Regions from separate parts of the Homo sapiens genome. Here region 1 is linked to region 2. Evidence: chromatin loops called from intact Hi-C (ENCODE). Cell type or tissue: Caco-2. All regions are shown on one strand. Each heading gives the region's core, and the rest is flanking DNA. Links, peaks and the distances in the headings are about the cores only. Region 1 has its middle 140 kb from the start of LINC02530. Region 2 has its middle 74 kb from the start of EDN1.

What was found. Hi-C counts contacts between places; a loop is a spot of excess contacts. Peaks named below come from ENCODE experiments on the same cell type or tissue, not always from the same donor. Only the 100,000 strongest peaks of a DNase experiment are listed, where the experiment ranks them.
Region 1: it touches region 2 in a loop (1.9-fold over the local background); 3 of 110 quality-filtered maps call a loop at or near these places.

The regions. Positions count from the first base shown.
Region 1 is chr6:12,434,668-12,450,216 of GRCh38, reverse strand. No RefSeq gene overlaps it. Among named protein-coding and RNA genes, the nearest start is that of LINC02530, 140 kb to the left of the region's middle. In Caco-2, for the core only: no CTCF peak of the experiment used is centred there; a DNase peak (open chromatin) is centred at 7,496.
Region 2 is chr6:12,356,424-12,371,972 of GRCh38, reverse strand. No RefSeq gene overlaps it. Among named protein-coding and RNA genes, the nearest start is that of EDN1, 74 kb to the right of the region's middle. RefSeq lists enhancers at 5,353-6,024, 8,038-8,357 and a silencer at 6,050-6,250. In Caco-2, for the core only: CTCF peaks have their summits at 6,507 and 6,729; DNase peaks (open chromatin) are centred at 6,512 and 7,902.

The DNA.
Region 1 (15,549 bases), core at 4,154-12,153, 77 kb before region 2:
GGCATGCCCTGATATTTAATTCTCAAATGTCATAACTTTTCCTTTAAAAGAAAAAACCCACAAATTTCCTCCTGCCTTATACTGAACACAAACATTGTCAGGTAATAATGCAGGGAAGTATTCAACCATGTAATGATAAGAGGTGGGCTTAATGAGAACTCTGTTAGAGATACTGTTGCCTACAACACATCTATAAAAACCCATTTTTCACTTTGCGATTCCTGTCAATTCCCAGGGCTGCAAGAGGATGCCTGGAGACCTTGATACAAATCCATGTTAAGTCTCAACTTTCATTCTCACGTGGAGACTGTGTGAGTTTCCTATGGCTGCTGTAACAGATGATCACAAACTTGGTGCTTTAAACAACAGAGACTCAAGATCTCGTAGTTCTGGAGGGTAGGAGGACAGCACCAGTTTTACTAGGCTAAAATCAAGAGTCTGCAGAGGTTCTGGGGGAGAATCCATTCTTTGCCTCCTCCGGTATCTGATGGCTCCAGCATTCCTTGGCTGTGACCCCATCACTCCAGTCTCTGCCTCTATGATTACATTGCCTCTTCCTCTTCTGTCTGTCATCTTCTGCCTCTGTCTGATAAGAATGCTTGTGATTACATTTAGGCCAATCTGAAGAGATTTAACTTAGTCATGTCTTCAAAGTCTTTGCCATAGAAAATAACACTCGCTGGTCCCAACGATTAGGGCATAGGCACCTTTTGTAGGGGGTGGGGAAGGGGTCATTATTGAGCCTAGCAGAGAAACTATTGATTGTATCAGGTTAACCCTAGTAACAGGTGCTTCATTTTAGCCTGTTCTGTTCTGTTCATTTATAGTTCTAACCACAACTGTGTTACCTAATTTCTTGGTTATTTGTTTAATATCTCCCATCACTAAACTAAGTTTGTAAAAACAGAAAACACATTTGTCTTCCTGTCTGTTGCGTTTCGCACCATACCTCCATCATCACCCTCACTCCAGTCCACCACATTGAGTATCTGGCACATAATAGATACTCAATGAAATTTTTGAATGATAAAAAATCTTCATTTAAAAGATGAGGTTCAAGTGACCTGCTCAAGTGCATACAACTAGTAAGTGGCAAAGTGTGTCCCTGAGTTCCAAACCTATGAGCTCTATTTGCCTCCCTTGGTCTGGTTCTAACATTTTGATTGTCAAATATTATAACTTTTCCTTTAAAAGAAAAAAAAAAACAAATTTCCTCCTGCCTTATATTGAACACAAACATTGTCACGTAATAATGCAGGACAATATTTAACCAAATAATGAGAGGTAGGCTTAATGAGAACTCTGTTAGAGATACTGTTTCATATAAAACATATAAAAAACCCATTTTTTCACTTTGTAATTCCTGTCACTTCCCAGGGCTGCAAGAGGATGCCTGAAGACCTTGATACAAATCCATGTTAAGCCTCAAATTTCATTCTCAGAAGCTGATCCTTTGATATTTATTTATTTATTTTGAGACAGAGTCATGCTCTGTCACCAGGCTGGAGTGCAATGGTGTGATCTCGGCTCACTGTAACCTCCGCCTCCTGGGTTCAAGCAATTCTTCTGCCTCCGTCTCCCAGGTAGCTGGGACTACAGGCGTGTACCACCACACCCAGCTAATTTTTATATTTTTAGTAGAGACGGGTTTCACCATGTTGGCCAGGATGGTCTTGATCTTCTGACCTCAAGATCTGCCTGCCTCAGCCTCCCAAAGTGCTGGGATTACAGGCATGAGCCACCGCGCCTAGCCTGATATTTATTTTTTGAAGCTGTAAAACCACACCATCCTTAAAACAGAGTTGTAATAATTTAAAAAAATCTTTCTCTAAAGTGTCACAGGGGCTGGGTGCAGTGGCTCACACCTGTAATCCCAGCACTTTGAGAAGCTGAGGCAGGCAGATCACCTGAGGTCAGGAGTTCGAGACCAGCCTGGCCAATATGGCGAAACCACATCTCTACTACAAGTACAAAAAAATTAGCCTGGCATGGTGGCAGGTGCCTGTAATCCCAGCTACTCGGGAGGCTAAGGAAGGAGAATCACTTGAACCTGGGAGGCAGAGGCTGCAGTGAGCCAAGATCATGTCACTGCACTCCAGCCTGGGCCACAGAGCGAGACTCCATCTCAAAAATAAATAAGTAAATTAATTAATTAATTAATTAAATTAAATGTCACAGGTATTGTAAGACTGCTCGTGAAATCAGCCTAGCTAAAGCAAAATGAAAACTGTTTGATGGAAACAAAAAGCACTAGCTCTTTCTGTCAAGGTTCAGATCAGCATCTAGATCAACATCTATTCTGGTTCTCCTCTCTGCAGGCCATCCCTTTCAGAGAGGAAACCTGGCTACTATCAGGTGTGTGTAATATTCATTTCTCATATGTACTGCTGTCTCCAAGCATGAAAGGCCAGCTGCAGGGGTGGATGTTACTGGGGAATAGAGAGAGCTTGTCTGATATTTTCAAAGCTTGATTATAGTGTTTTTCTCCTGAGGCAAAACCTTGAGACTTAAAGATGCTAATATAGCTTTTTTTTTTTTTTGCCCTCTCCCTTCCCTAGTGGAAGAATACCACTTTATGATATTTTGAAAATAAAGTCCTCAAATAAAATGTGTTCACATGCCTGGTTATATAAAATATGTTCACATCTAAACAACACTAATTTAAAAATGAAGTCCCCTGGAACCTGAATTTGAGAACTGCCTAGACAAAGAGAAGCCCTTGAGAAAAAGGCCCCAGCAAGAATTTGAAAGGGCTTCTAGAAAGCACAGAAAATCCTGCAGAGGGAAAGGAAGAAGAGGCATTAGGAGGAAGAAAAAAGTCTTAAATTATTATTTCCTTCATAAAATTGAAGACACTTTTAAATTTTTCAAAGCAGGGAAGGCAAGTTCTTGACAGAAATGAGCAAATGCATGATGATGGATTCCCAGAGGATGGGAAGTAGGACCCATTACATCTTTTTCATGATGAGATGATTCTCCTCAGCTGCTTTGATTCAGCAGCTGCTTTTCTGGTGCTAATCACTAGGAGATGGAGAGAAGTGGATGAACTCAAAGGATTATTTAGGAAATATTTCAACAAAACATAGTGGTGGGTTGAATGTGGTAACACAGACAAATCAGCAGTAACTTCTTGGCTCACGTCATGAGCGTTATGTGGGTAGCAGCACCATGTATTGAGATGGAAAAATTGGAGATGGTGGATTTTGGTTTGTGGAGAAATCAAACTTAGAAAATTTTAAGTATGAGGTGACTAGAAGACATTTGAATGTGTAAGTCTATAACTCAAAATAGATGTGTGAAGTAGAGATGAAAATTGGGAACCGTCAACATTCCGCTGGTATTTATGTGTGTGGGAAGAGATGAGGTTGCCCAGGTAAGGAGCATACGCAGAGAAGAAGGTCCAGTCCACAGCCCCAAGGAACCCGATGTTTAGAAGTGAAACAGAGGAAATGCAGTCAGAAAAGGGGCTGGGAATGTTTTCAGAGGAGAGAGTGTGCTTTCCAGAGAAAAACAAGGAGAGTGTGTCTAGATGATCTCACTTGGGTTTGAGCTCTAGCTCTACCACTTAGCACCTTTGTTGTATGCTTGGCAGAATTATTTAACTTCTCTAAACTCAAAATCACTTTTGAATTTGGAGAAGTATCACACACATACTCACAAACCTCAAAGTGAGCCACTCATAGCTTCCTGAAGCACCTATGAAAGAGAGAGCAAATTTCTCTTTTGCTTTGATTAAAATAACATTTCTTAAAGTTTAAGGAAACTGATGAGACATCTATCTATCTGTCTATCTATCTATCTACCTACCTACCTACCTATCTCCATAGATGTTATGTAATGCTCACAAGAATTTTACTCCTGTTTTCAAGTGTTTGCTTTCTAAGGGAATGATTGACACATTTGCACAATAGGCAGAACAGGATAATGCAGAGATTGATTTATCTGTTCATACCTAAGAGTGATTCTCCTTACCTGAGGCACTTGAGAAATGGGGCTCACCTAATCTCAAAGAATTTCAAAAATTTCTTTGGAAAGACCAACTTGTCGGCCAAGGGGATGTCTCAATTGATTTTCAGTCAATTCCTATTTGAGAGGAGAAAATACGATGACTTTCCCTGTTACAGGGAAAATTCATCTAATTCGTTTCATCTTACATTATTTAGAGGAAAATGCAATGATGAAATTGTTTTGATCTCTGGGTATGTTTCCCAAAGCTTTTAAAATACACATTATTTGGGAGAATAAATTCACTGTCAAGAAAGAAATTTTAAATGTCCAATCCTTTAGGGTTGGATGATTTCTAACCTTGACCATGTTTTAGAATCACCCTTTGTATTGCATTTAACAAAACCCTTAGAGTCTTTTTAAAAACCCACTATGTTGCCTCTCTACAGTGTATTAGTTATATACATACTGCTTTAATTTATCAATATGTGTTGACTTGGACAATAATATAAGCAGCCAACAGTGGGTGATTACACACATTAATTTGTGTACATAGAATCTTGATTCTCTCAATAGTTCTCATTATGCACCCAGGATGGTTTTTAAAAGTCACTAAAGAAAGATAGTTTATCCTCACAGAGTTAGCAACAATTTATTTTTTAATATTAATGAAATTCATGTAAGTATCCTTAATGGCACATAAATTACACGTGCATGTCTTGATGGTGTTATAACTTAGATTCAATGTTCTGCTGGGACTCTCTGTACCTCATACATAATCATTTATACATTTCCTTTAAGGTAATATAAAGTTGAGTTTTCATTTTGTTTCTGAAAATAAAAAATGATGTATTCCCACATTCAGTTTTATTTTCTTAAGAGGCAATAATTCCCCATGGAGAAAACAGTGTATATTTGGTTTGGAGCAATTCAACTGATTTCTGAATTCTAAGTTTAGGAGAAATGAACACTCTTCTTAGTCTATAGTCATTTGATTGGGTGAGAGTCACTGATCTTGTATTAAAAGAAATACATTTGCAGGCATAACTGGCTAAAATAAACTAACAAATCCAAATTATGAATAAATGAAAAAATTCTTTCGACAAGGTTGAATTAGCAACCAACGAAGTAGATCAGAATTAAGGATGCTTTTCTTTAAATTAAATGCTACTCTCTCACTTGTACCTTGATTATCCAGGAGACAGTAAAGGTGGACACAATACAGGAAGATTGGGAGAAAAATTACACAGACCAGCCAAGTTACGCACCAGACTCTGAACACTCCAGCAAGGACGAATTCACTCCCACTTTATTGTTGGAATGCCTTGAAAACAGAAAAGTTCTTTTTTTTTTTTTGAAATGGAGTCTTGCCCTGTCGCCCAGGCTGGAGTGCAGTGCCGCGATCTCGGTTCATTGCAAGCTCCGCCTCCCGGGTTCAAGCAATTCTCCTGCCTCAGCCTCCCGAGTAGCTGAGACTACAGGCAAGCGCCACTACGCCCGGCTTATATTTTGTTTTTTCAGTAGAGACGATATTTCACTGCCAGGATGGTCTCGATCTGCTGACCTCGTGATCCGCCTGCCTCGGTCTCCCAAAGTGCTGGGATTACAGGCATGAGCCACCGCGCCCGGCCGAAAGCTCTTCTTTATAGTGGAGCAAAATTACTTCCCAGGACCTTCTAGACATTAGTTCTAATTCTTTGAAATAATAGTACCTACTACATGTTTTAATACCTGTCTTTTAATCTTCTCAAGGTAGGCACAATTATCCTCCCTTTATAGATCATGAAATTAAAATTCAGACAGGTTAAACAATTTGTCCAGCCCCACATGGCTAGAAAGTGATATGACAATAAACCCAGTTCTGACTTCTAGGCTCTTACTTTTTCCTTCTGTCCCCTGCTGCCTTTTTAAATCAAAAAAGCCACATAGAGTATTAACCCTTCTTCAATATATTGACCCACCATACTGTTCAGCATTTTACCTTCTTTTCATGTCTGCTGTCATCCATGAAAAATATTCTGAATTTACTCAGCCTTCCTTTCAATGACTCAAATTTGAATCTTCTAATCATTCTAGTTTCTCTTTTCTGGACACATTCCAAGTACTCAATTTCTTTGTAAAGCATGGCACCACCACAGCCCCAAGAATGATATGCGAAGGCAAATCTGGGAGGAACAAATATGTACCTTGTTATGAGTATTATGCTTCTTTGAATACAGCCCACATGTAAATCAGTGTGTACGAGAGTCTCTATCTTGTCTACAAGCATATTATACAAGTTTGTCAATATGCCTTGCTGAAACTCAATCAAGAATCAAATCGTTTTACAATCTCCTGGATATCCATCCCACACTAAGCTTATGAGCTCTATCATTATTAAAGAACATGTAAGTGGTTTTCAAGGTACCCCTTCCTGGCAATCAGGTAAGACTTATTTTCTTACTTGTCTTATCCCAGAGCATGTGCTGTGTCATTATACACAAATCGTTTTCCCCTTGGGGACAGTCACTTTCTAATGTAAGGGACAGCATACATTGTGCTGCTGATTATATAGATGGGAAAGATCAAACAAAGTGAGATGTTAAGTGGCAAAGCATTTCAGTAGCTGAGTCAACAATTCAAAGACTTTTGAACAAAAGAATATTATGGTGAGTTCTTTAACTTAGAAAAATGACTGATAGAAACAGAATTTATTGCTCTTAAGACATGATTTTTTTAGCTTGATCTGGAAGCCACAATCATACAAACATCAAAAGAATACTCCATACTCAAACAAGAGACACAGAAACAATTCTATTAAACAAGTCATTTGTTCACCCAGCAAACATTTTTGGAGAGAAAATAATTATTTTACTTATCCACAGAGGCTTAAGGAAAAGAGTAAGATTCTAGAGTGACATCTCATAAGTCAGAGCCAATTATTTTCAAACACTACCAATTCCAATGAGCTACAGTGAAGGTAATCTTGAATAAAGTTCAAGATTTCACTGTGTATGTTTGCAAATGATAGACATGACATACATAAGTCTTATGGGAGTTCAGATTCTAATAAGCTGGCACCCCAACCTGACAGCAACTCCTCTGAAGTCAATCTGTCTACGTAATGGACTTGGATGCCAGTTCCAAAATTCACACAGAAAATTCATCTGAGGAAGTTGTTCCCTGGAGACATCTTCTGTATTTACACTGGGTAAGACAATGTGTTTTAAAATCCATAGGAAAATCACAAGGGGAACAAAGACCACTCCCTTAAAAAAAATAAAAAGGAGTAAAAACAATCTAAGAATTAGATACCCTGTAGTCAATCATGCAAATGACTTTTTCTGAGTTAACGTGCTGCCTGTCAGCATCACCTCTCCCAACTACATTGTCTGAAAACTCAATCTGGCTGTTCTGTTCTAAATGAACAGGAAACTCTTCAACAGTATCCTCTATAGGATGTCTTGATAACATCAGTAAGCAGAGCTTTGGGCACACGCCTCTTGGTCACATACACACCCCAGATGAGAAGACTGAAATTCTTCTAGGTTCTCATAAGTAACAAAATGATAGCCTTCTTGGCCTCTGAATGCATGCGTGCGGGGGAGAAACTAGACTGTTATCACTGCAGTCAGAAGGAACAAAGTCATGAGAGACGTTAACAATTTGCAAAGTAGGGTGTGTCCACCATCCCACCCTTTCTGCCTGGCATCTGTTTCACCAGTCTCTCCCCTAGTGCAGGAGGGACCTGAAAGATACTTGAGAGACAATTCTTATTATTTATTTATCTAACAATGTCACAAAATAGTAAGTAGATATATTAACCACTACTAATTTTTAGAGAAATGCTTAAGCATTGAGGATCCCAGAAAGAAAAGTAGAAAAGCAAAATCCTGCAAATTACCCACAAATCACCACTAATTTTGAATACTACAAGCCTGTCTATTTTATTCCATTAAAGATGTGGCCAGGCGCGGTGGCTCACGCCTGTAATCCCAGCACTTTGGGAGGCCGAGGAGGGCGGATCACCTGGGGTCAGGAGTTCGAGTCCAGCTTGGCCAACATGGCAAAACCCCATCTCTACTAAAAATACAAAAAAAAAAAATTAGCTGGACATTGTGATGTGCACCTGTAATCCCAGCTACTTGGGAGGCTGAGACAGGAGAATCGCTTGAACCTGGGAGGCGGAGCTTGTAGTGAGCCAGGATCGCGCCACTGCACTCCAGCCTGGGTGACAGAGCAAGACTCTGTCTCAAAAAAAAAAAAGAAAGAAAATTAAAGCTCCGTGTGCTCTTATGCCTAAACTGAAGCATAAATAGAGAAGTATCATGGAAGTCAAACCTAAAGCCTGGCAGGTCCTTTGCTGGTAGGCATGTTTATATTTTGGTTCTGAGCAGTATTATCGTTTATACATAATAATAAATACACTAAAACATAAATTTTGATGAAAGATAATTAGCTAATGTTTAGGGCTATAAAATGACACCAAAATAAAAAATTCAAAGGGGTATTTATAGTGTCCTTCTGTTAGTTTCTTAGGGCTGCCCTAATAAACTACCACAGGCTGGGTCACTTAGAACACCAGAAGTCTACTTTCTCATAGTTCTAGAGGATAAAAGTCTGAAATCAAGGTGTTGGTAAAGACATCTGTTCTCTGGCAGCTCTAGGGAAGGAATCCTTCCTTTTCTCCTCTAGTTTCTGCTGCTGCCAGCAATCCTTGGTGCTACTTGGCTTATAGATGCATCACTCCGATCTCTTCTTCTAATTCTCATGGCCTTCCCCGTATGTCTGTGTCCAAATTCTCCTCCTCCTATAACAATACCAGTCACTGAATCAGAGCCAACATAATCCAAGGTGATCTCACTGTATTTCTGATTACATCTGCAAAGACTATTTCTGTAGGAGGTCACATTTACACGTTCTAGAGTTTAGGACTTCACAGTATCTTTTTGGGACACATGATTCAATCCATAACAGAACTCACTTAAACCACTGACTCACTCAACAAACTACAGCTAGCCATACTGATATGACTCTTGGGTGCTGAAGGGTGATAGAAACAGGGAAGAAGGCACATGGCTCACAGAGAACAGCCATGTCATAATGCGTATTTTTGTATCAGGACCATGGACAGTAGCTCATGTTCCTTCCACCACCTCCCCCATTTCACCCCAATATTGGTGATGCTTATGCTTATGGAGAGAAAGCCTCTACACTAAACTAGGCTTATTAAAAACTATTACTTGGTTGGTCTACTTTTTCTAAACATGTACTCTATAAATCAATTTATCTTACTCACTGTCACTTCGCCTGGTATGGTGAAAAAAGATTATGATAGTGGAAAACAGTTTACTGGCCTATAAAGGTTGCTGTTACCTTTCTTTAATCTAGGGTTCTATCTTCATTGCAAAGTCCTAAAACCTAAATACTTGGCTTAATAAATAATGATCCAGTGAAAGAAATGGCTTTTACCATTTAAACTCATCCAGAACTTATTTGTTCCTGAAAATAAATGAAATTGCTATAAGATACTTAAGCTATAAAAGTTATGTTGCATTTCTAAGATGAAGCATGTTAAAGCAATGTGTAAAGAAACATTAATGGGCTGGTATCAATATGTCATAAAGCCAGAATGGGAGGTTGGAAATGGAAAATGGGAAGGAAATGGATGGAGTGGCCATATCTAAGGGCTCAGGTAATGGACAGCTGTCTGTGTCCTTCTATGGAGCTTGAGCTTTTATCGCAGAAAATGGGGAACTATTGAGGAGTTTTAGGCATAGGAGTGATGTGGTTAAATTTGCATTTTATTTAGATGCTCTGTTGATTGTGTAAAGGATAATTTAGAGGTTGGTAAGACTAGAGGCAAAGCAAAGCTGTTAACTAGGGTGATGATACTGAAAACAGGAGAATGGAATGGACTTCAGAAATACCTAGGGGATGGAATCAGTAGGTCCATCCTAGTTACTGATTGCATAGAAGAGGTTTACATTTTGCCTTGGGTGATTAAGAAGAGAAATCTTCTTCAGGAGGTTGTGAATAATGAGTTTGTTTGCTGATACGTTAAATTTGAATTGCCTTTGGGAGTTCAAAATCTGTACTCTTAAAGTTACAATTATCTCAGAGGAATAAGCTCTGGTGTTCTATTGCATAGCAGGGCGACTATGGCTAACAGTCAGGTATTGTGTTTCACAAAATAGTTAGAAGAGAGGCATTTGGATGTTCTTACCACATAGAAATAATAAATACATGAAGTGATGAATACGCTACCCTGAGTTGATTATTTTACAACCTATATATGTATCAAAACATCACATTGTACCCCTATCAATATATACAATTAGAATGTGCCAATTAAAAAATTAAAAATCTGTACTATAGGTTCTATTAGAAAAGCATTGGCCCTGTTTCCTAAATCCCCGATATCAGCTTAAATCAATTCAAGCTATTCTTTCACTCTTGGGTTGTAACCTCTGTGAAAGTTGAGATCTGGTATCCCTTAGAGCCTGAGAAAATACTTGTTAACCATTTCTGTTACCAACCTCAAATTCTTAGGTCCGTTAGGTGGAGGGATTGAACAACTTATTTTCTAACACCTGGTAGCTTCTTATTGTCTTCAAGCCAAGAGGATCTTGTAGGTGTGCTTCCATCTAGGATAAGGACTTTCTTCTCAGGACTTTAGACAAAGAGAATGACTGGGGATGCTGGGTTTCTGTGGTTACTAAATTGCTGACAGCATTTAAAGGCATGTTTTTCTTGACACAATCTATATGCATGCAATGACTTGTCAGATCATCTGGTTGTTTCTGAATATCAGAGATTAGCATGCCTCTGACAGAGGGCAGGGTCTGGTGCCTTGCTGAGGAGGACTTAACAGCTTAAGATGGCAACCTACCCATTATCAGATTTAGATATGACAATCATGTGTTTTCCTGAAAGTCCCTACCCAAGGACCAGATATCTAAGACTCAATTCAGAGAGTCAAGGTTGCCATAACAAGACAGCTGGCTGTGTAGGTGGAGACCAGGCTTCCTGGTATTCCACATTCTCCACAAACTGGTGAAGGGTAATTGGAAGTGATAAGTGAATGGAGGCGATGTCTTTTTTAGATTTTCCCCAATTCTATAAAGTGAGAACAAAGGAATTAGAAATGAGTTTTCATAAAATTTTAGTATTAGAAGGCATCATGGAAACCATCTGGTTTTATAGCTTTCTTTTAAAGGCATGGAAAAGGACCCAGAAAAAACAAAATTAACAGTAGTTGCAATGTTCCAGTGAGAATCCAATTCCTTTGAGTTACAGAGCAGAGCTTTTTCAGCTGTATGTTACTTCCTACATCTTCTATTTCTTGGATTTGGATACAGGATGATATAGCCAGAAGTACCTCATTTGATTATTTTAACAAGTAATTATGCTCTGCCTTAAAAAATTTATTTGCAATAAGTTCTTAGTTTAGGGAAATCTTAGATATTGACTCAGCTTATTTATAAAAATCAGTTTTCCAGATAATTGAGGGTATAACTCGGTAAAAATTAAAAATTTTTCCTGTTTGATAATTTGATATGCAAATCTAAATTTTATTTAATTGTAATACATATTTTCATGCCTTCTTGGATCTAAGAGCTTATTCTGTGGAGAATGCTTATGTTTATGAAGTACCCATAGGTGACTTCTTTACCTCTGGTATTTGCACAGATATTTTTATTCTCAAGATACGAATGAGAAAACAAACAGAGAGTTTAAGTGACATCCAAGTGACAATGTTGGGGCTTAAGCTCCCATCTGTCATTCTATGGGAACTTGCTACTTCTATATGATGAACAGTTTACCTTTACTTGATGTCTTAGTTTTAATTCTGCAGTTATACCAACATGACCTTAGGACCTGCTGAGAGATGCAAAGATATTTAACACCGGTTTTTGTGCTTTTCAATATACTCATATAAGCTTTTAAATTAAATTTGCTATCTCTTTTTTTTTTCTTTGGGCAATTGCTTATTGCTGTTACTAGCATACTTGACTAATGCCCTTTCTTCAGTCACTGCTTCTGTTTTCTTCTTCAAAGCTGCTGTATTCAGGCCTGAACTGTATCCTTCCTCCTAAACTTATATGTGGAAGTTTTACCCCCAGTTCCTTAGCATATAACCATATTTGGAAATAAGGTCATTAAAGGGGTAATTAAATTAAAATGAGATCTTGAGAGTGGGCCCTAATGCAACATGACTAGTGTCCTTAATAAGAAGAGGAAATATAGATGCAGACATGTACATGCATAGAATAAATACCATATGAATACACAGGAAGAAGGCTGTCAAGGAAAATGGCCTCAGAGTGAAACCAACCCTGCAGACACCCTGATCTTGGGCCTCCAGCCTCCACAACTGGGAAGAAATTAATTTATATTGTTTAATTCACCCAGTCTATAGTATTTGTTAGAACAGCCTGGAGAAAACTAATACAAATAACAGATGAAGATAGCTAGTTTTTGGAAATGTGTGTGAACTAATAATGAACAGGTCTTGAAATGGGCTGGCCTCGAAGTCAAGTTCCTGGGCTTTAGTGCACAAACATTGTGATATTGCTTTTAGCCTGTGGCAATACCTTTTGCTTATTTTGTGTCTCTGGGTTATTTTCCGAATAAGAGGAGTTACAGAATAGGTGAGTTTCAGATAGCTAAAGTTATAGTTCTACAAACATTGAATCACAAAATATAAACCAAGTGGTCCTTTAAATAAAGAAGGAGTTTTTTACTTCACAAGAGTGTTTTTCTGACATGCTTTCTGGTTGCATTTAAAATGTAATTTAATTTCCTAAACCTTAATCTATCCATACTCTTTCAAGAACTTAACAGATGTAAATATCATAGCATATGCATCTATTTCATCTTTTATTTTCCTCTCCTAGGCTATATTGGTAGTTGCAAGTGTCATATTCCTATTATTCATAATGCCTGAGCTTCCAAACAAATGTTGAAATGGAATCTGTGGAAGTTCAGAATTGTTGACTAAAGTTCACCTGCAAATGAATTAGCTCTCCCTTTCCTCTTTGGGGCTGCTTCAGTGTTTTGGGTGGAAATTACAGACCTCTAAGCAGCAAGGGAAGAACAAATGCATTAAGTGTATTTCTGTGGTAGTGACACAGACCATTCAATAGAACCTAGCAAGCAGGAAAGACTGTATGGATTTCAAAAATAGCACCCATCTGTCTGAGAGCTGCTAAAAAATGAGTTTTCACCCTTGGAACCAAATAAGACTTAGGTTCTGGAAAAGCCATAGAGAAGTTCCTCAGAGAATTACAAAAACATGTACCTTTTTGCATTCCAAGAATAATAACCAGGCACAGGAGGACACACAGTGCCAAGTTTCAAATTCAAATCAAGCAGCACATGTTAAGAGTTGAAAGTTGAACTTTGGCCCTTCCCCAGCTGAATGCTGGTAAAACATAATACCTGGGTTCAAAGGTCAGCGCTTACAAAGGCATCTTGACAAGCCACCTTGGGCACCTTAGAATGCAACATAGAAACATCTATTCAAGGCATATATAACTTAGGGATAAATGAATAAAGAGTATAGTTTATGTGTTGTGTGTGTATGAATATATATACATAAAGATACATTTATAGAATTTAAAATCAAGGGGCAAACTTTAAGAAAACATTGGCTGGGTTTAACTAAGTCAAAGGCATTATTTTGCAGCAGGGAAGGGAATAGGTAACCCTAGGATGTTTTGTCAGAAATGAAATGCCATCATATTCATATTTCTGGCAACTAAAAAAAGGAAAATATCACATTTTTATGTCTGTTTTGAAAAGAACACGTGGTGAAATAGTATTCAGGATGTGGTTGTGGTTCCAAGTCATTTGCAAATCCAAACTTCCTTCAGTTTTGTTATCTCTCACCTTCATTTACAGAAATAGGAAGCACCATATCTATTTTATGAAGTGTTAAATTCACTGGTGATAAAATATCAGAATTTGCATGTTATGCCTAATGATTCAGTTTTTGATGTGGCAAACATCCAGATAAAAATTATCTGGTCATTTCATCGTGCTATGGAAAAGCAGAATGAACCGTCATTTTCTAATGAAATAACATGTGGGCACCCTTAAAGTCACCCTAGCAGACACCCTTAAAGGCAAACACACACACACAAATTCTCATGTCACCTACATAGTAATAACCTATATAAGAAGTTATAGCAAAGCACCAGGGAAACAGAACATCATCAAATGCAGTTCTTGCATTTAAAAACATCAGAGTCAACTATTAACATTCCTACAGAGACATTCATAATAGAAAAAGGATTATAATAAGGCAAGTGGTGAAAGTGTAAACAGCATTCATGCACTACGGGCTGAGTATCTAAACTCTCCCATCACTGGAAGTTTAGTCCATTGAGAATTTGCATGGCTTGGTAAAAGCCTGAAAACCTCCACTGATCTTATTTATCAGCGGAGCGAAATAGAGACTATAATCTGTTTTGTTCACCATAATATCTCCAGTATCTGGCACATCTGCTGGTACATAAGAGATCCACAATAAACATCACTGAATAAATGGAAATGCATCTTGGGACACAAAACACAGAGTTCAGTTATCAATACAGAGAAACCCAAATGTGATGTAAAATGGAATGGCCCATGAGATCCTGTCTCCATTGGGAGACAATTCTTCATTATCTCCCATATTTTGTTTCAGACCAAGCCCACCCAAAGAGATAGAATGTGGGCATCTACTGAGATCATAATAACTGAAAAATAATCATAGTAACTGAAAAAAAAAACATGAACCACCAATCTAAGAATCTCAGAGAACTGCAAAAAGAATAAATACAAAGCATCACACACATATACATGTATCTAAGCATACTATATTCAAACTTCTGAAACCAAAATTAAAAGCAAATCTGAAGGCAGTCAGAGAAAATGGACATACTACAAACAAAGAAACAAAGGTCAGAATCACCAGAGACTTCTTGTCAGAAAATATGTAAGCCAGGAAACAGTGGAATGACATCATTAAAAGGTTAAGAGTTTTTAAAAAAGGCCATCAATCTAGATTTCTTTAATCTGTAAAAATATATTTCAAACATGAAGGTAAAATAAATATTTGTGGGTAAGCAAAACTAAGAGAATTTATTTCCAGGAAACCTTGACTATAAGAAATATGAAAGGCAGTTATTGTGGCGGAATGAATATGATAGCAGACAGAAATTTAGATCTAAAAAATAAAAATTTCTAGGAATGATTAAATGGAGACTAATATAAAAGACATTAAACATTTTAATCACTGTAAAAGATGTTACTGTCTAGCTCAAAAATACTAGCAATGTACTTACGGGTTTACCCCGTAAGAAATACAAATATATGGCAACAATAGCACGAAGATGAGAAGTAGAATTCAAAATATATTGCTATAGAGAGTTCACATCTTACTTGAAGCTGAACAACCTTGATGGTAAATTTTAATTGATTAAATATGTATATTGTAAACCCTCAGGCAACTATTACTTATAATTTTTAAAAGATGTATAAATTATAAACCAATAGTGAAGATTAAAGTGAATTATAAAAATACTTAACCTAAAAGCAGGCTGTAAACCAGGAGAAAGGATAAAAAGAACAGATGAG
Region 2 (15,549 bases), core at 2,472-10,471:
AGTTAAATTTAAAATGAAGTGTTAAACAAGATTCTTGGTGTGCTTGACATCTAAGTCCAGATTTGGCAAAGGATAAGATCCTGCCCTTGGGAGCTAAGGCCTCAGATATGGTATCAGGTTAGTAGAGAAGCAGCTCCAAGGTTAACTCAATTGCTGAGACATTTATGGTACTTCTCTGTTGATTATTTACCTTGGGTGCTATTTTAGTGAGCTGCAATGACCTGAAAAGATAACACTGGGAAACTGATGATTCATCCTTTCGTAAGAACAGGGCACCTTCCCTAGGCAATACAGTAGATTTTACTAGTGTTCTTCTTGAAGCTCTGTTTTTAGAAAAGGGTCTGAGCTTACTGAGCTATACCATACTTCTGTCAACATTCATGTCAGGAAAATGGCCAGGTAAGACATGCTCAAAGATTCTCTCTTCTGTTACTTTTATTATTTTTATTACCAAGTCACAGTCCATACCGAATAAGCCTCTGGGTATGGGACACAGGCATCAGGATTTTTTGAAGCTCTCCAGGTGATTACTTGTCTTACCTTACTTGTCTTACCTTAAATGGAAAAATTAATCCAACTGTCCAAAATCCCCTATTGTCATTCATTCAACAGGCATCTGTCAAATTCCTGCTCTGTATTAGTCACTGAATTAGGTACTGAGTAGAACTTGTAGAGAAGAAAATAGACATGGCTCCTGGCTTCTTGGCACTTGCACTAGTGGGAGAGATCATTGAGAAAACAAGGAAACAAGAAAATGAATAAATAATTATGAGATGTGATAATTCTAGCAAGTAAGCACACAGTGATACAGAATTAGAGAAAGAAGGTGGAGATTATATTGGGTGGCGAGGTAAAACTGGAGGACCAAAGGATGGAGAGGCATCTTGGCTGGGAGTTTCAGGGAGGTAGTTCCAGGGAAAGAAGAATAGCATGTGTGGAGGCTCTGAGCCGGGAAAGTTGGACACATCTGGGAATAAAGGAACTTTATTGCTTGTTACTCAAAATGTGGTCTGTAGAGCAGCAGCATCAGGATTCCCTGGGAACTTTAGAGAAATGCTGAATCCCAGGCCCCACCCCAGACCAAATGAATCAAAATTTCCATTTTAACAAGATCCCCAGGTAACTTGTGTTCATATTAAAGTTGAGGAGCACTGTCAAAAAGCATAGGTTCCAAGTGTGGGTATACATTGAAATCACCCAGAGAGCTTCAAAAAATCCAGATGCCTGGGTCCCATCCCCAGAGGCTTACTTGGTATGGACTGTAACTTGGACATCAGGATTTTTGTTAAGCTCCCAAGGGATTCTAAAATGCAGCAAAATTTGAGAATCACTTATCTGAAGAACAGCGCAAAGGGTAGACGCTTGATAAATATTTGTGAATCAAATGCTTGACCCTATAGCTTTCCCAGAGATTCCTGCAAACAGGCTGCAGGCAGGCACGAATGTTACTCTCCTCCAAATGAGTGCACTAGAAGGGCTGCGTTTCCCAGAAAAATGAAACAAAATCATGAACCATTCGGAGAAATGAATTCAAAGATCACTATTCCAGGAACCAATTAAACTCTTCTGTCTGTCAGGGAGCCACTAATTTGGGCATTTTTGTGAATTCCCTGTAGTTGGAAGGGGATCTCTCTGGTGGCTGGACACAGGTGAGGGAATGCAACCCTGAGTTGGACTCATGGAAAGACAGCATGATTTTCAGATTTTCTTTCCCAACGACGGAGAGCTCACACCAGAGAAAACCCTCTTCAGGACAGTCTGGTGACATTCTTGACTAATGAGCTCAGAACAGAATGTCCCTGCCCTGGCATTATCAGGGAAGACTTGAGGGGGGGCGGGGTGTGAAAGAGTACAGGGTGTCATCGAATGGACGATGTGCATAGCACAGATCTGTGGGGAAGCCCCCTGGGTATTTCCTGCACCTGTGCGTCGCAAGTAATAACAGCCAACAACGCGTGCATACATTGGAGAGTTCAACACAAACACCGTGTCAAGGACCATTAGTGACCATGGGCACAGTCAGCTTCCCATTGCCCAAGAGTGGCCCAAGAACTGAGAAGCGCAGAGCAACCCCTGCACTCACCACAGGAGGTTGCAAAAGATGTTTAGGAGAATAAGGCTCACTCATTTCCTCCTTGCCAGGGCCCTCAGCTTTTAAGGCCTCTTCCAAATACTGCTATACCAGGTAAGAAATAGTCATGCAAGTTGAGTAATAATGTAAATTGACACTGGAGGAAGGGGCAAGAAGGGAAATTGGGATGACACAGATCGATCTTTAAGGGCTTCCTCAACCTTGTGGGAAAAACAAAAGATTTTTATTTTTAATAATAAAATAAGCAATATCCTGGCATGGAGGAGATACTATGAACCCCAGAAATAGCTGCATTAACCCTTTCTGGCTTTTCAGCACACTGCTGACTCAGCAGAATGAACAACTTTCTAGTTGAAAGCTGCCCACTCTGAAGTGTAGGCACTAAATAAAGTTACCATGTTTTAAGGGTCATGAAGATGGCTTGGCTAAATGTGCCTAAGCAAAATTGAAGAATTACATGGGCTGAAGAATGCATAAATATATCACTTTCTCATATATAAATGTCTTTGAAAATAAGAATGTCAAAATTCAATGTGAACTGAATAACTGAATATCAAGGAAACAGCTTATTCTTTGGGAGTAAATGATTTTCCTCAATAACTTGTATTCAGTGTGCTTCTTCTGTGGGCTTCCTAAAGAGCTGGAAATGCAGTCCCTGCAATGGCTGTGTGCACATGGTGCCCACCCATGAGTACAGCCGTGTAAGGTACAATTATTGATGAGTTTCACACCTGTGCCTGGACTGCAGCAAGAGACCAAAGAAAAGCATACTAAGACGCTGCCTGGTTCCACATTAAACTCATGACCACAAGCCGCACGTGGACCTGAATATTGCCCATCAGAGATTCCATGTGTCCAAACCCCACTCTCTCCCACCATCTTTGATGTTTATTTCCCACCTTCTTTCTTCTAAAACGCCTCATCTCGCTTCCTTATCTCCCTATTTCCATTTTTTAAGTAGAAATTAAAGAGAAACCCCCCATTCTGCCACCATCACCTTTACTCAACAACTGATATCTGTGCCAGTCCATACATTCTGCTTTTTCTCTGTTTTGCCACAGATACGCTGTCATTACTGCTAACCAACAGCAACGATGACACTTAGGCGTTAGATCCCACCCCCTCCTATCATCTTGAGGAGTGAGCCCTCTCTCCTGCCTCATTGTCTCTCTTCCCTGTTAGAGAATTCTCATAAATATGTCAACACATTATAAGGCCCCCCATCTTTTTAATCCTCCTTTGCCCTCTCCATCTCTCTCCGTGACCACCTAATTTCTCTGCTTCTCTTTAGAGCAAAACTTTTCAAAGGACTTGCAAAAGATTTGTTTATTCTCCTTATCTCTACTTTTCTTCCTTATTCCTTTTTGACCCAAATCTAATCTGGTTTTTGTCCCCACCACTCCATGTTAACTATGTGTATCAAGGTTACGAGAGAATTCTTCATTATTAAATCTAATGATCAATTCTCAATTTTTGTCTTGTGTAAACTAGCAAAAGCATCAAAACACTATTTGGTTTATTGGACTCTTAGGTCTTCTCCTAGCTTCTGGAGAACTTCCCAATCTCTTTTGCTGCTTCCTCTTCATCAGCTCTAACTTTCCATTTGGAAATAGCCCAAAGCTCTTCTCTCTCTGCCTACCCTCACCCGCTAGGTGATCTCATACAATTTCATGGCTCTAACCATCTCCTCTGAACTTTAACCTGTACATCCTCCTCCTTACTTGACATCTCCACTTGGATGTCAACTGAACAAATTGAACTTACTGTGTCCAAATCCAGATGCTCAATTTTCCTCTCAAACTTGCTCTTTTCCCCAATCCCACTAAACAACAACTCAATTTTTGCAGTGGCTTGGGCCAAAGACCTTAGAATCATCTTTGGCTCCTCTCTTTCCCTTATTCCCCAACTTCACAACATTTAATTATGCAGTAAACTTCATAGGCTGTGTCTTTAAAATATATCCTGAATGTATCTGAGGATTTATTGGCACTTTTACCTCTGCTGTCCTATGTCAAGCCATCAGCATCTCTCCCCTTGATTATTTTAGTCACATCCAATGTGTTCTACCTGCTTCAATATTTGCCCCCTTATTTCTCCATAGGACAGTTGGAGTAATCATTTTAAAATATATGTCCCTCTTCTGCTTAAAATCTTCTAGTAGCCAAAGCCTTTTAATGACCAACAAGTTCCCACACAACCTTGGCAGCCATGCCCCACCCTGCACCTGTGTAGCTCCACCCACCCACCTGACTGCCATGCTTCTATTTTCTCACTCTGCTTCAGCCACAGTGGCCTCCTAATGACTCCTAACATGCCAAGCAAGCTCCTACCTCAGGGCATTTGCACTTGCTTGTTTGCCTGCTGGTCTAAAAACTTTCCACCTTACCCTGCTGTTAGCTAAATAGTTTGCTACCTTTTGCCTAGTGGTGTCTTCTCAAGTGCTCCCTGATCAGCAAAACCTTCCCGATCACCCTTTGCAAAATACCAATTTCCACCCAGCATCTTCTTTCCCCTTTATCATGATTGATTTTATACCTGTAGCACATGTGATCACGTTATATATCATATGTATTTCCTTACTATTTGCCTCCCTTCGTTAGAAATTATCTCTTTAAGAGCAGAGATTTTGATTTGTTCTTGCCATATTTATAGCACCTAGAACAGAATTTGTCATGTCAAAATTTGTCATGTCAAATGAGTGAATGAAGAAGTATAGCCAATTTAGTCGTTGCAGCAGTGGAACAAATATCAAACAAGTAAAATCAGTCTTTGCTATCAAAGCAGTTGTGTGCATGAACAAAGATAATTCCACCATACTGACTAAGAATCCACTATATGCTAAGCATTGTGTTATGCAATGTAATGAGAAAACAGTGGTTGTCTTTTACTCTTTCTTCAAGAGAACTAAACAGCAATAAGGAAGGTAACGTGCAAATGGGTGGTGAGAAACGAGATAACACATTCAAGGAAAACATAGCAATTCTCAGCTGATAGGAGTATTATAGCATAAGCATTTATGAAGGTCCTGCTGTGTGCTTTTAGCTAACATTTATTGAGCTCTTGTGATATGCCAGGCAGGACACCAAGCGCTTCGCAGGTATTAACACATTCGCAGCTTAGAAGAATATTATGAGGCACATATTATTTTAAATTCCACTTTACAGAAGACAAAACTGAAGCACAGAAACTCAAGTTAGTGACCCATGATAGCACAGCATAAAAATAATGTAATTAGATAAATACGAAAACCACAAATGTGCAGACTAAAAAGCAGGAAGAAAGCAGACCTATCAGTGATCAAAACGCATTTATTTGCTTATCATGTACTCAACATCGGGTACTATATGAAAACAATCCCATATAGTAAGAGTATTGCACTTTTGGAGGTGGTCTCCCCTTTTCAGAAGAGTTGCTATTGGGGTATTAGGGCCTTATACCACTGATTCTCAATGTTTAATAAAAATAAGGGTCAACTGGGGATCTTGGTAAAATGCAGATTAGGTCTGGGTGGGACCTGAGATTCTGCATTTGCCACAAACTCCCAGACAGTGCTTCTGCTAGAGGCCCATCCTTGCTACCCTGAGTAGCAAGAACTCAGACAAATTAGTACCCACATCTGGTTAAAAAAATAGGATGGTGCGGTGGCTCATGCCTGTAATCCCAGCACTTGGGGAGGCCAAGGTGGGTGGATCACTTGAGCTCAGGAGTTTGAGACCAGCCTGGGCAACATGGTGAAACCCTGTCTTTATCAAAAATACAAAAATTAGTAGGGTGTGGAGCCGCGTGGCTGTGGTCCCAGCTACTCAGGAGGCTGAGGCAGAAGGATCTCTCAAGCCTGGGAGACAGAGGTTGCAGTGAGTCAAGATCATGCCACTGCACTCTAGCCTGGGTGACAGAATGAGACTGTGTCTCAAAACACACACACACACACACACACACACACACACACACACGTTGACCAATTTGTAAATGACAAGTAGAGAAGTCACCTCAAATGAGTGAAGTGTGGACTGTTGGGAAAGATAAGCTGTCTCTGTCCATTTTGACCATAAACCAAAGGAAAAGTTAAGATTGTCTGGAAAAACTTTTCAAGTGGACCACTGTTGCCAATTTTTATGTCATTTATAGTTTTCTAACAACAGTAGTCAGAGATGAAATTGGCTTCATCCCCAGGCCTTTAACTTATCTATTGTTCCCACTGGACCAGCAGCTCGCTTTTAAAATACCTTCTTGGTTTATCTTTAACCCAGAAGCATGGTGTTTTCCTGGTCTTTGGCTGGATCCCTGCTTCCTCAGCCTAAACAGAAGTCTACCCTGTGAGAGTCCCCTGCTGCGGGCACTTTTCCTGCTTGCTGCTAAAGGAATTCCAGAGAAACAAAAGCAAGGAGGCCGCTCACCCCTTCCAGCCCCCACCCAGAAGGCATTTTTGCTTTGAGATTCCACCTACAGGCTCCACTGGTGAAGTTTCCCCGGAGCAGAGTGCCTCCATTCCGTTCCTACTTAACAGTCATGGTGAGGTTAGAAGGTTAAGGGAGCCTGCCCTGCAGAGAAATTTGCAAAGATTAACTAATGCAGACAACAAGTGTCCGGAAGAGCAGAGAAATGTGAGGTCTACTTTATGGGGAAAGCTACCCAAGGCAGACAGGAGGAAGTTTCAAGCACAATTGGACAGTATCTCAGAATTGTGTGGATGTGTGTGTAATAAGAAGTATACATAAAAATCTACATAATATATATTTTATATATAGTATGGGTTTTTACATACTGTATATAACTGTATATATACACACACATAACAGTGTGTGTGTGTCTGCATATGTGTGTGACTATATATGTCTGTATATATGTTACGTGTATGTATATGTGTGTGTATATACACTGTTACATACACACACACACACACACACACTGTTGTGGGCTAAACTGTGTCCCTCTAAAATTCATATATTGAAGTTCTAATGCTCAGTACCTCAGAATGTGACTGTATTTGGAGAAAGAATCTGTAAAGAGGTAATTAAGGTAAAATGAGGCCATATGTGTGGGTCCAAATCCACAACAATTGATCTCCTTATAAGAACAAGAGATGTAAGACACAGACACACACAGAGGGAAGACCCTGTGAGGACACAGGAGAAGACGGCATCTACAAGCCAAGGAGAGAGGCCCCAGGAAAAACCAAACCTGCCAACACCTTGATCTTGAACTTCCAGCCTCCAGAACTATAAGATAAATTTCTGTTATATAGGACACCCAGTCTGGTATTTTGTTATGGCAGGCCTAGCAGACTCTCTCTCTCTTTCTCTCTTTCTCTCTCTCTCTTTCTCTCTCTCTCTGTCTCTCTCTCACACACACACACACACAGACACACACACACACACACACACACACAGGTTGGCCACTAAGTCTGAAAACACAGACAAACATATTTTAAAATATTTATTGTTTTCCTACTACAAAGAATGATAAAATGATATTATCTAAGAGTCAAGATTTTATGGCCCGCTCTATAGGCATAAACGTCTCGGCCTTCTCCCTGCACAGGGGGAAGGGAGGGTAAAGTAAATATCGAGTCAACGATAAGGCTGAGAAGGAGCCTAAGAAGTCTACTGCACAGTGCTTGGCCAGATTTGGGGGTGAATGTTCCGTTTCCCCAAGAATAGCTTCCTTAGAGTTCTTTTTCCTCAGATGCCATTAGGCTCTCTTCAACCTTGTCCCATGGCATGGCCACACTCGGCCCCCACTTGGCCTTTCACCAGGCACCCTCCATGCGGCTTTGGACGTCTCCGTGCTCTGTGAATGCCCTTCCCAGACATTCTCCAGCAAGGCCTCAGCTGAGGGGGAGGCAGGGCAGGGCTATGCCTGTCTTGAGTTGGTTAATGATTACCAAGAATCTGGAAATCCTTCTACCATGGTTATGCACAGAAACTGAAATGTCAAATTAAAAACAGAACCCCTGAGATAAGAAGAAAGTGGGACTGAGAAGCAAGAGCCCAGCTTGACCAGTGAGGCTCTGGAAAATCTGTGGTTTTGGGGGACAAGAAAAAGTTCCTGTTTTTTGCGGCAGTAGTGATTATAAAAATAGCAGTGTCATCATTTTGTTCAATGAGGAAGTCCAAAAATAAATATATGGGGTGAGCTAATGAAGGACTTTCCATGACATCTCAGGTCACAGAAAGGAAAGAAAGGGGAACTTCTATATTTAAAGGTCCTATTATAACAGGAGCTATGTTTCTTTCCTATTTTTTTTTTTTTTTTTTTTTTTTTGAGATGGAGTTTCACTCTTGTTGCCCAGGCTGGAGTGCAATGGTGTGATCTCCATTCACTGCAACCTCTACCTCCTGGGTTCAAGCAATTCTCCTGCCTCAGCCTCCAGAGTAGCTGGGATTACAGGCATGTGCCACCACGCCCCGCTAATTTTGTATTTTTAGTAGCAACAGGGTTTCACCATGTTGGTCAGGTTGGTCTCGAACTCTTAACCTTAGGTGATCTGCCTATCTCGGCCTCCCAACGTGTTGGGATTATAGGCGTGAGCCATGGCTCCTGGCCTGTTTCTATAGCTTATCTCATGTAATTTTGACCATAATCATATAAAGTAGACTTTATTATTCTTATTTTGTACAGGAAGAGCTGAGAAGTTAGGTAATACAGACATTGTTGGTTGAATGACCCAGCAGACCTTCCCATCCTTTTCTGTCTGCTGCCTTTCTCGATGGAAGTTGGAGATGGTACATATTCTCCTTTTCTGCCTTCTTTGCAGCTGTAGATGGCCTGACTACATGACAAAGTTCTAGCTAATGACATATATATGTATGCAGAATAATCCCAAATTTACATCTACGGCCTGGACTTCTAGTCTATATCAGAACTTAAGTATCCAACTGCCTACTCAACATCCCTATTTGGGTAGCTACTAAGAATCTCAGCCTAACATATCCACTTCTGTTCTCCTGTACTTCCTGGCTATAGCTGCCTCTGTTCGTTCTTGTCATGCAAGTAAAGAGCAACTCATTGCTCCAGGTGCACAGAACTGCAAACTCAGCCACCCTTGCCCCTCTTTCTCTCACACTCTGTATCAAGAGTATCCAATCTTTTGGCTTCCCTGGGCCACATTGGAATAAGCATTGTCTCTGGTCACTCATAAACACACTAACAATGGCTGAAGAGTTTTTAAAAATCACAAAAACATCCCATAATATTTTAAGAAAGCTTATGAATTTGTGTTGGGCTGCATTCAAAGCCATCCTGGGCCACATGCAGGCTGTGGACCGGTATTTGAGACCAGACTGGGCAGCAGCTTGTTCTATATCATCAATCAATCCTTGGTCTCTGCTAGCTCTACTGCTGCCATACTGGTCCAAGTCACCAGCATTTCTAGCTTAGAAGCCTCCTAATGGGTCTCCACGTTTCCATCCTGCCACTCCCTTCCACATGGTCTCAGCACAGTACCCAGAGTGAGTCTGTTAAATGTAAATCAGATGGTGTCCCTTCTCTGCTCACAACAGTCTCATGGCTTCTCATCTCACTCAAAGTAGAAGCCAAAATCATTCAGAAGCTCAGAAGGCTCTACAGGACCTGGCCCCTCACTTTCTCCTCTCCCATGCCCCAGCTCCCTCTGCTTCAGCTACGCTAATCTCCTTGCATCAGACCTTTGCATTTGATACACTGTCCTCCTCCCAGGAAAATATTTGCCCAATTTATTTGCATGGTTTACTCTTAACACCTTCTTGTCTTTATTCCAATGTCACCTTCTCAGTAACAGCTTTTCATTCCATTAAAAAAGGAACCTCTCCCCGCTACCACCACCTGGAACAGCCTCCCTTCTTCCTGGATTTATTTTGTCTATAGCATCTATCATCATCTACTACTACATTTTTCACTATTTATGTTGTTTACCGTCTTTCTCCCCCTTCCCACTAGAGTGTCACTTTCATTTCAACGAAGATTTTTTTCTGTTCTGTTAAAAATTCTAAGTGCTGCCGGAGCACTTAGAAAAATACCTGGCCTGTAATAGCTTCTCAATAAATATTTCACCAATTAATTAATTAGTTCTTTAATGCTAGGGGATTTGAGGGGAATAATTTGGCTTCTTAAATAAGGGACAGGCATCAGAGGAGTCATTCCTGTCTTTAGAAATGCTGAGAATACATAAGCAAAAGTATAGAAGGAAGTCTTATGTCATATTGAGCCACTGAAGTTTCACCTACACTCTCTTACCTCCAGACATCCCATTGTGTAAGGAAAACAACACCTTATTCACTTAAACTAGGTGTCAGCAAACTATGCCCCACAGGCAAATTCTGGCCCGCTGTCTGTTTTTGTAAATAAAGTTTTATTGGAATACAATCAGGCCTATTCATTCATGTCAATGGTATCTCTTGGGCTGCAAGAGTTACAAGGCCCACAGAGCCTAAAAGATTTACTATCTGCCCCTTTACAGAGAAAGTTTGTTAACTCTTTATTGTGGCAAGTGTCAGCTGAATTTTCTGTTGGTATCAGTCAAATGCATGGTGTGTTGCTCAGGTGTCCTGCTGCAGGGAGCTCACCTGAATGCTGGCCCAGCCGCTAACTTCTGGATCCCCAACCTCCTTGTCAGAACCACACTTCCTCCAAACTGCTCTTTCCCAGTGGCTGAGCACAGATGCCATTCCTGTGAGATGCAGGTCTTCTTGCACTTTGGCTGGAGGACTCCCATCAACCTGGCCAAAACATTCCTGCAACTGCTCTGGAATCTGAGAGTGCCCTTAGCCAAAACTTCTTCCTTCTTTCTTCCCTTCATAGGGGTCAGACCAACATCATGGCCTAAGGGGCTCCCTACCTACTCCTCCTTCTTTCTTTAACCTTCATGAGTTCTTCCTCCAATAAATCTGTTATCTTGGCTTCTGCTTCTTAAAGAACCCCAACTAATAAACATTCTTGCTTGATAGACTGCAGTCATGGAACTGGTACAATACGATCCTTAGATTCAAACTAACACCTCATGGTGTTGGGAAAGCATGCAAAACTCATGCTTTCCCAACACTGCTCAAATAGTACCATATCCCTGGACACTTGTTTTGCCTTCCTCCTTATGTTCATTTATTCAGCAAGGAAAACACAAGAGCATTTATGCTCATGGACCACATTTTATTCACATGTATACTCCAGCACCTAACAGAGTTTGTCAAACAGCTGGCAACTTTACAAATATTGCTTGGATGAATGAATAAGTGGATGAACAAACATTTGTTGAATATCTGAAATGTGTGCATTTGGTTTAAAGCTTTTCTGTGTTCCCAATTCAACTGAAGGGACAGTATACAAATGACAATGTTCAAGAACAGCTCAGCTGTGTTGTCTAAAATGTATGAATAGGTAAGAGCTGTAGACAATAGGATCAGCAAGGAGATCACTACAATAGTACTGACCATATGTGATAAGGGTCAGAATTTGGTATCATACAGTGAAAGTTGAAATAAAAGGAAAATGAAAGCAAGGTTTTAGAAAAATGAATAATTGACAGGCGATTAATTGGTCAGAGAAGTCAAGCAAGACTAGAGAGCAAGATGCCTCAAGGATTCTGAGCCTAGCTGCCTGGAAGAAAGATAGCACCATTTGCCAAAATGAAGATTTTAAGGAGCTACTATATGGGGCAGGAGTTTGTGAATTCTGGCAGGAAGCAGAGGATCATTTGAATAAAGTATTTAAAAGATGATTGAAGAAGTGAGATTAGCTCTTGGGAAGGGCTGTCAGGACTAGAGACAGTCTTGAAAGTCATGCCACTAAGAGAGGACAGTAGAAATTATGAGAATGAATGAGTTCTTGGGTGAAGAGTATGTAAAAAGACAAAAGTAAAATCTAGGGTGATCCCTGGGCCAGAGGTGGTGGCTCACAGCTGTTATCCGAGCATTTTGGGAAGCCAAGGCAGGACGATCGCTTAAGGCCAAGATTTTGAGACTAGACTGGGCAATAGAGTGAGATCTCATCTCTACAAATTAAAAGAAAACTTAGCTAGCATGTGGCATGTGCCTATAGTCCCAGTTACTCCAGAGGCTGAGGCAAGAGGATCGCTTGAGCCCAGGAGTCCAAGGCTGCAATGAGCTCTGATTGTGCCACTGCATTACAGCCTGGATGACAGAGTGAGAGCTCATCTCTATTAAAAGAGACAAAAGAGTGATCTTTGCATTTAGGAGGTGGGAAGAGAAGAAAATGCCAATAAAGAAAATGTAAAGTAGTCAAGGGAAGGATGAGAACCAGAATTGTGACATGATCCAGAGACTAAGAGAAAAGAGAATTTTAAGAAAAGAGCAGTCACTGATAGGAAAGGATGTGGAGAACTCAGAGAGCTTGGACAAGTTGGTTTAGATATTTGGGATCAAATGAAAGGGATTAAATGAATGAAAGCTTGAAGGGTCACCACGATCACCCATCAGCTTATCAATTTGGTATGTGTTTCTGTTTGTTTTCTTTTTCTTCAAAGAAAAGTAGATTGTTCAGGTCTTCAGCAGAGATTAAAGCCTCAACGGAGGTAAAAAAATTGAAGAGGATAAAGAAAGGAGATGAATGAGATAACAAGTTCCTGGAGGAGGCAGGATGGCAAGAGGATAGAGAATAAAAATGAGAAGTCTAGCTTTGGAAAGGAAAGTGAAACAACTGTTCCTCTAAGTCAGAAAGGAAGGATGAGGGCACATAGAGAAATATTCTCCATGGTATCGCTTCTCTACAACAGACCAGAGCTGTATTTGGAGTATTATTCAGCACCAGGGCTCTACTGTAACTTAATTCCCATGTTGGCCAACCCTGAAATAAGGTTAGGTCTAGTCTAAACGAATCTCTTATCTATGTACTATTATCCAACCATATTGACACGGAACCTTATAGATGTACTTTCCTTTTTTTATGTGAATATACTGTGTCCTTTTTTTAAAAACAGAATGATCATCCAGCTAAAACTTATATGACTCTCCAGACCCAAAGTGATATTTTTTAAAAAGTCATCACATATGAATGCAGAAATGTCCCTGATTATCTCAAAAAAAAAAAAAGAAAATGATAAAAAGCAGTAAGCAAATGAGCTATGTTCAGTGCATTTGGTTGAGAGATTTCTGAGAAGGTTGTTTACATTTGCTTCTAAATGGTGATCTCACTAATAAATTTCCTGTGGACAGAAAAGAGGCCATTAAAACAGACATTTATTCAATGTCTTACAAGTTGCACATAGGTTTCAAGTTATCATTACAGAGAGGCCTAAGGGCAAGTCAATTGGGCAGTGCGTATATTGCCTAGCGGTCTTAAAGTCTTAAGCCAGCTTGCAAAGATCTGATGAAGCCTTTTCTCAAATGGATGTTTTAAGATACATCAGTTTCTTCACTAGTCTTTTTCTGACTAATTTTTTGCTCATTTTTCTGGAATCTTGAATTATTATAAATTTTAATGTGGAAGTGCGCCAGAGCGATGCCATGAAGTCTGTTGAGTCAGAAGTATTAACCCAAGTGACAGATTTTCTCAACGGGGAGACAGGGACAGACTGGGGAAGAAGGGAATGGGGAATAGGGCCCGGGAGGGTCATCAACATTGTTTATTCATATCAAGAAAAAACTGGCCAGGTGCGGTGGCTCATGTCCATAATCCCAACAATTTGGGAGGCCAAGGTGGGAGGATCACTTGAGCCCAGGAGTTTGAGACCAGCCTGGGCAATATAGTGAGATCCCGTCTCTACAAATTCTTTTTTTAAGCCAGGTGCAGTGGCTCACACTTGTAATCCCAGCAATTTGGGGGGCCAAGGCAGGCAGATCACTTGCGGACAGGAGTTTGCGACCAGCCTGGCCAACATAGTGAAACCCCATCTCTACTAAAAATAGAAAAAATTAGTTGGTCGTGGTGGTACATGCCTGTAATCCCAGCTACTCAGGAGGCTGAGGCATGAGAACCACTTGAACCGGGAGTTGGAGGTTGCAGTGAGCTGAGATTGTACCACTGCACTTCAGCCTGGGTGACAAAGTGAGACTCTGTCTTAAAAAACAAACAAACAAACAAAAAAAGCCAGATGTGGTGGTGCATCACATGCCTGGGGTCCCAGCCTGGGCAATAGAGGGAGACTTTGTCTCAAGCAAAACAAAACAAAACAGAAAGAGTAAATTTCACCCTCCTGGTTTCTTTCTAATGTTTCCAGTCAGTGGGCTTGCTTTAACAAGTTCAAAGTTAGCTTAAAGCAATAGCTGCAATTTTTATTTCAAAATCTCTTAGCAATAATAATGCCTCCGTTTGAGGGAGATGAAGTGAAACAAACTAGAGGTTAAGAATCAGAACATCTGAATTTGATTCTAGGCTTGGATCACTTCCTCTTTTGTAACGTCAGGCCAGTGGTTCTTCCAGGCATGGGTAGACTGGACATCCTCCCTAGACGGTGAGATGAGCACCCAGCGGCATCGCCGTCGGCAAATCACTTAACCATTGTGACGTTCCATTTCCTTAACTCTATATAGAGGGAATGGAGCTCACTAGGGGTTTGGATTTCTCACTGCATATTAAAAACACCTGTGGCATCTTTTCTAAATACTGATACAGGGCCCCATCCCAGACCAGCTGAATCTGATCTCTGAGGATGGGGGATCACGCAATGGTATTTCTTTTGAGATGCTCCATCCAAGTGGTTCTAAGGTATAGCCAGAGTTTATTGTTCTTCAGGTTGAAGGTTGCTTTATACCAACCCTTCAGCATTCTAAGACTCGCTGACTCACCCCAAGGCTCACATGCCCAGGAGGAGACAAGAATTCATTCAGATGGCTTCATGCTCACTTCATGCCCACAAAATAAAAATAAAAATAAATAAGAAGGCATGGCCAAAGCAAAGTGTGTGCTTTTTTCCCTTCTTACCATTTTTTTTCAACCTAAAAAAGTTTTTGTTGAGGTATAACATTGGTACAGTTTGATGAATTTGTTTGATTGCTTGTTTTTGAGATGAGGTCTTACTATGTTGCCCAGGCCGGTCTTGAACGCTTGGGCTGAAGTGATCCTCAAGGGATCCTTGAGCCCAAGAGTTCAAGACCGGCCTGGGCAACCTAGCTGGAACTACAGGTTTATGCCATCGCACCTGGCTTGACTTTTTGCATATATACACACCCATGTAGCCACAACCCAGATCAAAATGTAGAGTATTTTCAGCCCCCACACCCCTCAGACGCTGGTCCTACTATTTTGAGAGGCTATAGGAGGACAACAGAATCTGGCAGATGCCTGTGTCCAGTGCCTGACATGTGATTTTCTAATTGTACTGTTGCATCCCACAGCTGTTCAAAATAAATACTTGGATGCAATTTTCTCATTTCTCTTGCCATTAGGTATGATGCAGAATTTGTTTTGGCTCCTGCTTGTGAAGTTATCGCACATGCTCTTTTTGTTCCTTTGGAAATCACATGCCTAATATTCCCTTTGTGTCTCAGAGATATTAATTGGATGAGCCCACTCCCCACTAGCTCTTG